2 separate regions of the Mus musculus genome follow, and region 1 is linked to region 2. Evidence: chromatin loops called from intact Hi-C (ENCODE). Cell type or tissue: heart. All regions are shown on one strand.

Region 1 (5,000 bases), 77 kb after region 2:
TCTTTGATATACAAAATATTTACTATGTGCCCCTGATGGGGTCACAACCCACAGGTTAAGAACTGCTGACCTAGACCCACAGGGTTGCTGGCAGCAGAGGTTCTTTTTAGCATGGAATACGAGGTCTGGAAAGTCAGACCTGGTGTGTTGGGATGGGGTCTGAGCTGTGCATCTGGGAATTATCAAAAATTGCTTCCCAAACTGCAAGAGAAGCAGAACCCTACAGCCTGCACTTCCAGCGCCAGGAGGCCACCTTAGCAGTGAGAGGAAGAAGAGTTGGGCTAAGCAGAGCTGTGGGAAGGCCTCTGAGGGAGAGCAAGTGTCTGCTGTGTGGAATGTAGTGTTGGGGGGTGACTGTCATTGGAGGACTGGGAAAGCACTGCCATTGGCCTGGTGGCTGAGCCGGGACACAGGAGGACAAGGGCCAGGCTTGTTCCGTTGAAGCAGCTTCCCAAAGGCTCCTTATCCAGCTGAGGATGTACCTCTGTGGTAGAGCTAGCCAGGCATGTGCCAGGCTCTGGGTTTGAAAGGCAGGGCAGCTCCTGGCCTCAATGGCGAGAGTTCTCGGTGAGCTTGCTGGCCCTCACAGGGCTTCGTGGCTGGTACTGTGCTGTGAAGCTGGCTTCAGTTTCCTGTGCCTTTCTGTGATAACCTCACAGGACCCTCTTATGCCATGAGTATGCCTTGTAAGGACAGGTAGAAGGAATCCCTAAGCCTTCCCTAGAAGGCTGAGTAGTATGGTGTGGTGTGGTGTGGTGTAGTTTGGTGGTGGTGTGTGTGTATGTGTGTGTGTGTATGCGTGCCCTGAGCCACCTGCAGATGACAGGCAGTCCTGCAGCAAGCACCCTTGCTTGAGCTCAGTCTCTGTGAAGGACCACTTCAGCCTGAGAAAGACTATCACACTCCCTATGGCACTTGACCCCCCTCGGATGAGTGAGCCCGTGTCTTCTGCACCTTTGGCCACCACAGTGGGAGGGGGTGAGATATGGCTGTCTGGATTTATTGTCTTTGTTTATGGACTTTGTGCCTCGGTTCACACAGGACGGAAAACAGAGGGAGCCATGTTGCCCTCCATAGGCACGAGAACACAGGCAGAGCGCACATGAGCAGTGAAAAAAGAGACTCGGCTTTGCTGCCACGCTGATTAGCCCCCTGAGGGGCGTGATAAGGGACTTCTGCAGCTGGAGGGTCAGGCCAAGCTGCTCTGCTTCCCACTCATGCCCACTCGTGGAGTTCTGTGGCTTTCTGTGTCACGGTCTCCACAGGCAGGCTCTCCCTGTTAAAGTGTTCTGAGCGTGTCCAGTGTGTTAGCTTGGTCCATTTAAAATATTCTGTGGCTTCCCAAGAGGTTCAAGGCTATTTCTACACTTCTACCATTCACTGTCTTTACTGATGCTCTGGTCACAGAGTGGCTTTGGTTTCAGGACCTGCCCAACCCCACACCTTCCCTAAGCTCCGTGGTTTATATTGGCTGGTTGGGCTGAGATAGGGGTGTGCAGAACACCCAGATGTGTCTGCCCGGAAATCGCAGGATGGACAAGCATGTTAGGTGTAAGGAGCTCTGCACCTGACCAGTAGTCCCGCCAGCAGAAACACTCGGTATTCTAGAGTGATCCACGTTTCTTTTCTTTTCTTTTCTTTTCTTTTCTTTTCTTTTCTTTCTTTTTTTTTTTTTTTTTTTTTTGGTTTTTTGAGACAGGGTTTCTCTGTGTAGCTAGCCCTGGCTGTCCTGGAACTCTCTTTGTAGACCAGGCTGGCCTTGAACTCAGAAATCCGCCTGCCTCTGCCTCCCGAGTGCTGGGATTAAAGGTGGCTCAGTGGTTAAGAGCACCAACTGCGCTTCCAGAGGTCCTGAGTTCAAATGATCCACATTTCTATTTCTTGTTTTTATAAAGATTCCCCGGGCACAGGTTGGCGGTGGCAGGTGTGGTTCAAGGGCTAGACTGGCACTGGCAGACCAGTCACGACAAGTTCTCAGGAGCAGCCACTGGAGAACCTTCAGCTTGTGCTAGTATACTAACTCTCAGCACCTGGGTTCCCAGAATTCCTTTTCTGTGTGGTATCTTCGCCCCAGGGGAAGGGCCCAGGGCAGCAGGAAGTCTTACACAGGGGAAGAAAGGATACAGGAAGACATGCTGAGCTGTCGGAAGTGAATGTGACAGAGGGATGGGGGTAAACTTGTTCCCATGAAGCCAATACCCAATGGCTCAGGCCTGACTTCTTCCCAGCATCGGGAGGCCTCAGAGAGGCTGATAGAGGGTATGGGGACATGCCAGGACCCTACCCAGCCCACAGCATCAGAACTCATAAGACCAAGTCCTGGGGAAACCGAAACCCAGCGTAGTAGCATAGCAACTAGTTCAAAGTCACAAAGCAAATTGGAAGCAAAAGGAGAGCAGCTCACACACACACACACACACACACACACACACACACACATATACACACACACATATACATATATACACACATACATATACATATAAATATACATATATATATAATTTGGACTTTTTTGAGGTGGGCAGCATTGTGATAACAAGTAAATCTGTTGGGGTGTTGGGGTCTGGGTCAAAGGGCACCCTGGTCACACCCATCCTGCGCTCCGCTCAGGTGCAGACATTCCACGGAGACTTGCTTCAGCACATGGAGAAGAACACCAAGCTGGACATGCAGTTCATCAAGGTAAGTCTGTCCCTCTGTCCCTCTACCCCAGCCCCTCCCAGGCAGGACACACAGATACCCCTCGCAATAGAAGGGCCACACAGGGCAGCGCCAAGCATTCATCTGACCCAGATTGTACATAGTCCCATCTGGGCCCCTCGGTCCATTACTTTGAGTCCTGACCTCTTTAATGTGCGGATCCCCTGCCTGTCTCTGTCCTACCCCAGGATAGCTGCCAACACTACGAGATTGAGTATCGCCACCGAGCGGCCAACCTGGAGAAGTGCATGTCTGAGCTATGGCGCATGGAACGCAAGAGAGACAAAAACGCGCGGGAGATGAAGGTATGAAAGCGTGAGAGGCTGAGGACAGGTCTCTGGGGGAAACCTAGCACCCTTGTGAGCTGCCCAAAAAGAACACAGCTGTGGGGAGCACAGCTGGATAGTCACCGACGGCCACCCTCAGCATCCCTCCCTTCCTCAGTCTCACTGAGAAAATGAGATCATTGGCCCCGCAGAGCAAACGTTCCACTCACAGCGTGCCTGGAAAGAAGCATTCAGTCCCTGCAAGGTCACTCCCATCCCCGCCTCTGTCTCTGGGATCCAAACCCAAGATTCAACCTTTGCTTCCTTTAGCGCCTTTTAATGAGCTCCGGTCTCTCTCTCCCCTTCCAAGGAGAGCATCACTCATACTCCCATCCCTGTTTCCTTAAACCGCCATCTCTATGGCAACGTCTGCACGCCTCTGTGCAGGGTACCAGAAACAGAGCCATAGTACCCAGGCCAGTGGGTCACAGGGTGAAGATGCAAACTGCGTGTTCAGGGGAGGATTGGAGAGGGACATCTAAGTCAGAAGGGCTCAGACCCCTAGCCAGAATCTTCTCCTGCCCCCAGGAGAGTGTGAACCGGCTGCACGCCCAGATGCAGGCCTTCGTGTCCGAGAGCAAGCGCGCCGCCGAGCTGGAAGAGAAGCGGCGCTACCGCTTCCTGGCTGAGAAGCACCTGCTGCTCTCCAACACTTTCCTGCAGTTCTTGGGCCGGGTGAGTCGGGCTGGGGAGAGCAAGCCACGCCCTCCCGGGGCGGTTGTGCGACTGCGCAGGACGCAGGAGCAGGAACGCTCCTTCCTTCCCCTTTGCTTTCTTTGAGTAGCAATTAATCTCGCCACACTGTTTCTGTGTTCATTTGTATGTATTGTTAATTCATGGTTTGTTTTGCAGACACATGTTTATGCACTCAAATTCAAGTCACTTATTTAATTAGGTCAGAGGATCGTTCTGAGAAGTTGGTTGTCTTTCAACTTTTATTAACTTCCAGGAATCAAACACAGATCCTCAGGCTTTGGCTGCAATCTCCTTTACAAAGGAAAATTTTGCTGTTCCCCATAAAAAAAAATCCTGAATGTATATGCCCACCCTCCTTACATTCGGTGGTAGGTTTGTTCAACAATAAGACATTAATTGTGCCGTCTAAGTGAACCCCTTGAAGCTTTGTGCGGTCTGCAGAACAGTCCGGTCTTCTCAATTCTATTGGATTGCTAATACGTTTGTTTTCTGTATTTAGTTATCATGTTGTTTTGTGCTTTGAGGCTTAAGACTATTAGACCTTTCCCATAAATATCATCTCTCTCTCTCTCTCTCTCTCTCTCTCTCTCTCTCTGTGTGTGTGTGTGTGTGTGTGTGTGTGTGTGTTTGATGTTCTCTTAGTCTGGTTTTATGCTTTTAATTGCACTCTAATTCTAACATTGGTCTTGTTTCTCTTCATGTATGGATTTCTGTTAACAACATGTGGACTAGGTTTTGGCGTTTGACCAGTCTGACAACCTGTGATGATGATGATGGTGGTGATAGTGGTGATGGCGATGATGGTGATTTCCTCTTTTCTCCCTTCTTTTTCCCTATTTCTGGCCTTCCTCCTCCTCTTTTTTCCTTGAGGCAACATCTCATCTAGCCCACGTTGTCTTCTAACCCACTGTGTAGCTAAAGATGAACTTTAACGTTTAACCCTCCTTCCTCTATCTCCAAGTACTGGAGTGACAGGCACGTTGCACCATACACAGGGTCGTGTGGTGCTAGAGACTGAGCCCAGGCGGGACTATCTTCATTCGTGCAGACGGGAGCTCTACCAGCAGAGCTGCATTCGCAGCCCACAGCCTAACTTCTAAATTGGAATTCCACTGCCCCCATTCAAACTGATGCCGGCTACACCTAGGGTGGGGTTCTCAACCTGGGGGTCACGACCCCTTTGGGGTTGACTGATCTTTCACAGGGGTTGCCTGAGACCATTGGAAAGCGCAGATATTTATTTACACTATGATTCGTAATCGTAGCAAAATGACA
Region 2 (5,000 bases):
GAGTCACTAGAGACACAAACCTACAAACTTGACTTTGGCATGTTTTGAGACCTTGGGCAACTTGAGTGTGGTCTCGACGTATGCCATGATCAAGGCCCTTAGGAGGCAGAGGTATGAACACCAGAAGTTCAAAGCCAGCTCGGCTACATAAGACCTTATATCAAAATAAATAAATAAAAAATAAAAACAAAGATCGGGCTAAATCGATCGCTTAGTGGTCAAAGGACACTTGCTGCCTGTGCAGATGAGCTACATTCTGTCCTCGGTACCATTTCAAGGGGATCATGCCTGCCTGCGGCTACAGTTTCAGGGACCTGACACCCTCTGGCCTCCACAGGCACCTGCACTCATGGTACGCATACATTCACTAAGGCGCAAACATCTACGTAGAAAGTGAGGGTTTTTTTGTTGTTGTTGGTTTTTCGAGACAGGGTTTCTCTGTATAGCCCTGGCTGGCCTTGAACTCAGAAATCCACCTGCCTCTGCCTCTGCCTCCCAAGTGCTGGGATTAAAGGCGTGCGCCACCATGCCCGGCAGAAAATGAGTTTTAAAGAACCTTTGGGGGAAGAAAAAACAAAAACAAACAAAATCAAAACCACAGAGCTCAAGCTACCAGCTGCCCCAGAGCACAGAGGCGCCTCTGGCTGCTAACATGTTCCCTCCATTCTCATAGCATCTTTTCCCCTAATAACCAACAAATGAGCAGACAGGATTTTCTATTGACTATTGGTCAAAAGGGCTCTGTGTGTGTGAAGAAGGAACTCCCCTGTACTCTACAGGACCTGCTCATTGGGGGCGGGGTTCAAGCCCCCAATAGCCCACAGTCTTGCTTTCTGCTTCCCTGGACCCGAGGTCCTCTTTCTACCTGTGTCACAGACCTCAAGGACCTAGACCCATTGCTCATTTCTTCAACTAGCCACAGATGCAGGGAGCACCTACTGTCTGCCAGGTCCTGTGCTGCGCCTTGAAGGTCCAAAGAGGAAATACAGCCCTTGTCCTCCGGGTTCCAGAGTCACCATCAGTCACCAAGTTGCTAGCCACATCCCCCGGCGAAACCTTCCATGATTGAGGCCAGCTAAGTAGAAGCCCTGTTGCTACTTAAGCAAACTTGGCTTTCTGCATCATCCCGCCTATCTCAGCTGCTACACTGTATCTACTTCTTTGGTTCTTTTACTTTGTTTCCTAGAAGGCAATCTCTGCATCTGCCTATCAGCCTCACCCCAACATCTGGCCCAGCAGCTTCCAGGGGCACTGAGATGGGGGCCAGCAGCCCCGTACCACCACAGCCACAGACAAACTGGTCTGACCACCACGCTTCCTGCCACGGTGAGCATATACCCCCTCACACCATGAGCTCAAATAAATTTGTCCTCCTTTCCAAAATAAATAAGGTGAAGAGACGGCTCAGTGGTTAAGAACACTCCTACAGAGAAGACCCAGATTTGGTTCCCAGCAACCACATGACTGGTAACTACAATTCCAAGGGACCCAAAACCCTCTTCTGACCTCTGCTGGCACCAGGTACACACCCAGTGCAAACATATACATGCAGACAAAATGCTTGTTAAACAAAAAAAGTGTCCCCTGGAGACTCAAGGGAAAACCATCTTTCAATGCTAAGTTTCCATCTGTCAGTGAGCCAGTTAGCCACGTCCCCTCACCTCTGATCCCCCAGCTTTACTGGGAGATGTTTCCTGATGAGGTTTGAGGATGGACCCACATGATTCCTGTGGGCCTGGCTGCAAACCCCTAACCCCCAATTCTATCCAGCCCCGGTCCTTGGGATGGCCTCTGCTTTCCCTGTTTCCCCTGGAAAACAGGCTGTGCATCTCAGCTTCCAGAGCGTCTTGCAGAGCTCTCCTGCCATCATACTGCAGATGGGGACCCTGGAATCCTCACAGTGGTAGCAGAACTCACTGGGCTCAAAGTTAAAATATCACTGATTCCACCCCCTAACTAGTTCAGTTGCCACCTCCTCGGACTCCAGCACCCTCGGGTGGGGGAGGGGGTAAGAGGGAAAGTCTTGAGTGGGATCACGGGGGTTCCCAGAACAGGTGTTCTCAGGCAGCGCTCCTCTCCCACATTAACCCTTCCCTCAGGAAGATCAGGGGTTAGCACTGGCTGCTGATCTTGCTGGGCATGGGTAGACTCCAGGTGTGCCAGCTGGCCCAGTATTTAAGTAGCCCTGGGGTCCAGGGTGGAAAGGGGGAGGATGACGGAGGGTGGAAGGGGCGGGAGAAAAATTCCAGACCTGGTGTGACCACCGATCGGTCTACACAGAGGTCCAGTCTAAGGAGTCCAACCTGAGGAGTGTGACAGTGGGCCTCATGCCATCCTCCTGGACCCAGCAGGTGCAGCCTCAGACACCCAGACCAACCACAGTCGCCAACAGAATAGTCCGGGAGCCTTGTGTTCTCCAATCTGTCACAAACTTTCTGGCCTTGCCTGTTTCTCCTGAGACTGGAAGAATGGGACAATCCAGGGGTGGACAGTCCATACTGAGCCGGAAAACTTGGGGCTAAGGAAGGACTCCCATGTACTAGGTTCCCAGATCCACCAGGTGGCCAGGAGAAGACTGGCTCGCTAACCTCTGCTCTATTCTAAGCTGCAGGCACCCGCGCTGGGCGAGGAACAAACACTGATGTCACATGGCTCCAGCCAGGGGAAACTCCAGAGACAACAGGGACCGGGCAGTCCCGGCTGGTGGAAAGGGGGAGGATGACGGAGGGTGGAAGGGGCGGGAGAAAAATTCCAGACCTGGTGTGACCACCGATCGGGCCACTTCCTTCGCTCGGGTCCTTATTCCGCATTTGCTCCAGTGGACACTGGTGCGCACCCACTTCAAGATACACTGGGCTAGTGTCAGTCTCCAAGGAGCGCGTGCGGCCACACACACAAACACACACCCCGAAGTACACCGTGTGCACGCAGCCCGCAGAACTCAGGACGCTCCCCAAAGAACACAGCCGCACGCACGCCACCGGGAGACGTAAACAAACCGCGCACACAAGGTGCTGGGCGCGGCTCCAGGGACTGTTCTCACCGAGTCACGTACGTGCACGCCCCGCCCCCGCCCCCGCCCCGGCTTCCTCCGGGGCCCGCGCACCGCCTCCCAGCCAGCCCCTCGGAGGCCCCTCCGGGAGCTGATGTTAAGGGGGCGCCGAAGGGGCAGGAGGACCACGCGCCGCCCAGGCAGGACCCGGAGCTCACACTTCTGGAGCTCGGTCCCCGTCCCTGACGCGTCCTTACCGCTCTCCGCCAGGCCCGGCGCTCAGTGCGTGCTTGTCGCGGCTGTCGCGGTGGCGGTCCTTGGCCGCTCTCGAGCCCCACTCCTCTCCGATCGGGACCGCAGTTCACTAGGAACCCGGCTCCGCGCAGCGCCGCTCCGAGTTTTGTTATGGGGCAGGCGGCGAAGGGGGCTGGAGCCGCGCGCAGTTGTAAGGCGAGCTTCCCGGAATTACTCACGCACAGGATTCCTTTCATTCATAAAAACCCAGTCATGCAGTGACGTCACCGCCCCAGCCGCCAGCAAGCCCCAGAGCGGCCGCCTGGAGCCGAGACCCCGCCCACGCCCGAGTGAGGCGCCGCCCCCAGTAGACCCCGCTGTAGGAGCCCACAGCCAGAGCCGCCACGGTTCTCCGTGCTGGGACTGTGTCCTCTGGATGCATTCACGTGACACCTCTGGAGAACGGCGTGGGTGGAGGTGTCATTTGCTTTGCTTTACAGTTCACTGTCTGGCCTCTTCTCTCGTCGATCTACATCCTTTGTCCGGATGACCTCATCCAGTCTCGTGGTTTTAAGTGCCTTCTCTGTACCTGTGAACCGTAGGTTTGTATTTCCGAAGCCACAGCAATTGCCTACCCCTGGTCTTCACGTGGTGTCGGCTCCATATCTTCAACCCTACCTCCACTCGCCCCAGGGACGCTTTCCCTGTGGGTCGATGTGCTTGCTTGTTACTAAACTCTGATGCCTAACGTTCAGACCCCACAACTTCCAAGGTGGAAGGAGACAATGACTCCAGAAAGCTGACCTCTGATCTCTACGTACTTAGAGCGGTGGAATGGGTCCATTCACACACAGACACATAACAAATAAGTGAATTTAAGGAAAACACAAGTTATAAGAAAAAGGTGTTCAAAAAATTTACCTCTGAACTCAAGTTCTCAATTCTAGAAAATACACAATCCTGTTCACCACCCTCCCCCACCCCCCACACACCCTTTTCCTACCTTCTAGAGAGCTGAGGCTGTGCCTGGCAAATAGTAGGTGCTCAACTAATGAAGAAATCCAGTAGACCTGTATGACAGTGAGGACCCCATGTGGCTAGATCCATCGCCCACATCCTCAGCCTAGGAGAACAGGGAGCCAGGCTTCTGCATCCACACCCTACTGCCCACAGAAGTCGATCTTTTGGTAATGGCCAAGCAATGTTGTGCAATGCTGCGTTTAGCAGTGGGGTTGGCCTTCTCACACTGTCTTTCCAGTGGCAGAGTCATGAGACGCCCCGCAAAAAATGGTATCCTGGGAGAAGAGGCTTCAGAGCTCAAGTGGCTGGAGGAGAGAATGATTTGGGATCTATCACATCTTTTTATCTTTCAGTGAGATCTTTGCCCATGTCACTGATCTTTCTGGTAAGAGGGACTGGTGGGTAGAATGAAGGTGAGAGAGCTGAGGCCTCCCTGTTGGCTGTCCTGCCAGACTGCACACTGTCACCCCCTCTACCAAACTCTGAGTCACAGGATGAAACAAGGCTACCAGACCCAGGACCCGTGAAACCTCGGAGTTCTTGCTCACTTGAGATGAAAGGGGAGACCGGTTGAGGGTGTCACTTCCATCCCCTCTGACAGCCTGCAGAGGAAGGCAGGTCAGTGTGGGCACTTGTCTGGACCCTGGCCTGCTCAGGTTACTCTTTGTTTGATAAGCTGCCTTCCTGAAAGACCTGGCCTGAGGCCACTCCCACTGCCTAAGTCTGGGACATCTTCAGCATTTAAACAGAGCAA

Evidence for each region. Hi-C counts contacts between places; a loop is a spot of excess contacts. Peaks named below come from ENCODE experiments on the same cell type or tissue, not always from the same donor. Only the 100,000 strongest peaks of a DNase experiment are listed, where the experiment ranks them.
Region 1: a loop joins it to region 2, with 1.9 times the contacts of the local background. A loop is called at or near these places in 2 of 42 quality-filtered maps.

What each region holds. Positions count from the first base shown.
Region 1 is chr15:79,269,210-79,274,209 of GRCm38, reverse strand. Baiap2l2 (BAI1-associated protein 2-like 2) reads left to right here. Exons shown (of 14, transcript NM_177580.3): 5 at 2,614-2,685; 6 at 2,892-3,008; 7 at 3,558-3,704. Among named protein-coding and RNA genes, the nearest start is that of Baiap2l2, 14 kb to the left of the region's middle. In heart, a CTCF peak has its summit at 2,944; a DNase peak (open chromatin) is centred at 3,689; H3K4me3 peaks cover 1,313 bases; H3K27ac peaks cover 364 bases; H3K27me3 peaks cover 1,044 bases.
Region 2 is chr15:79,346,004-79,351,003 of GRCm38, reverse strand. Maff (v-maf musculoaponeurotic fibrosarcoma oncogene family, protein F (avian)) reads right to left here and starts at 3,484. Exons shown (of 3, transcript NM_010755.4): 1 at 3,250-3,484. In heart, a CTCF peak has its summit at 2,557; DNase peaks (open chromatin) are centred at 2,153, 2,823, 3,503 and 4,413; H3K4me3 peaks cover 2,237 bases; H3K27ac peaks cover 2,948 bases.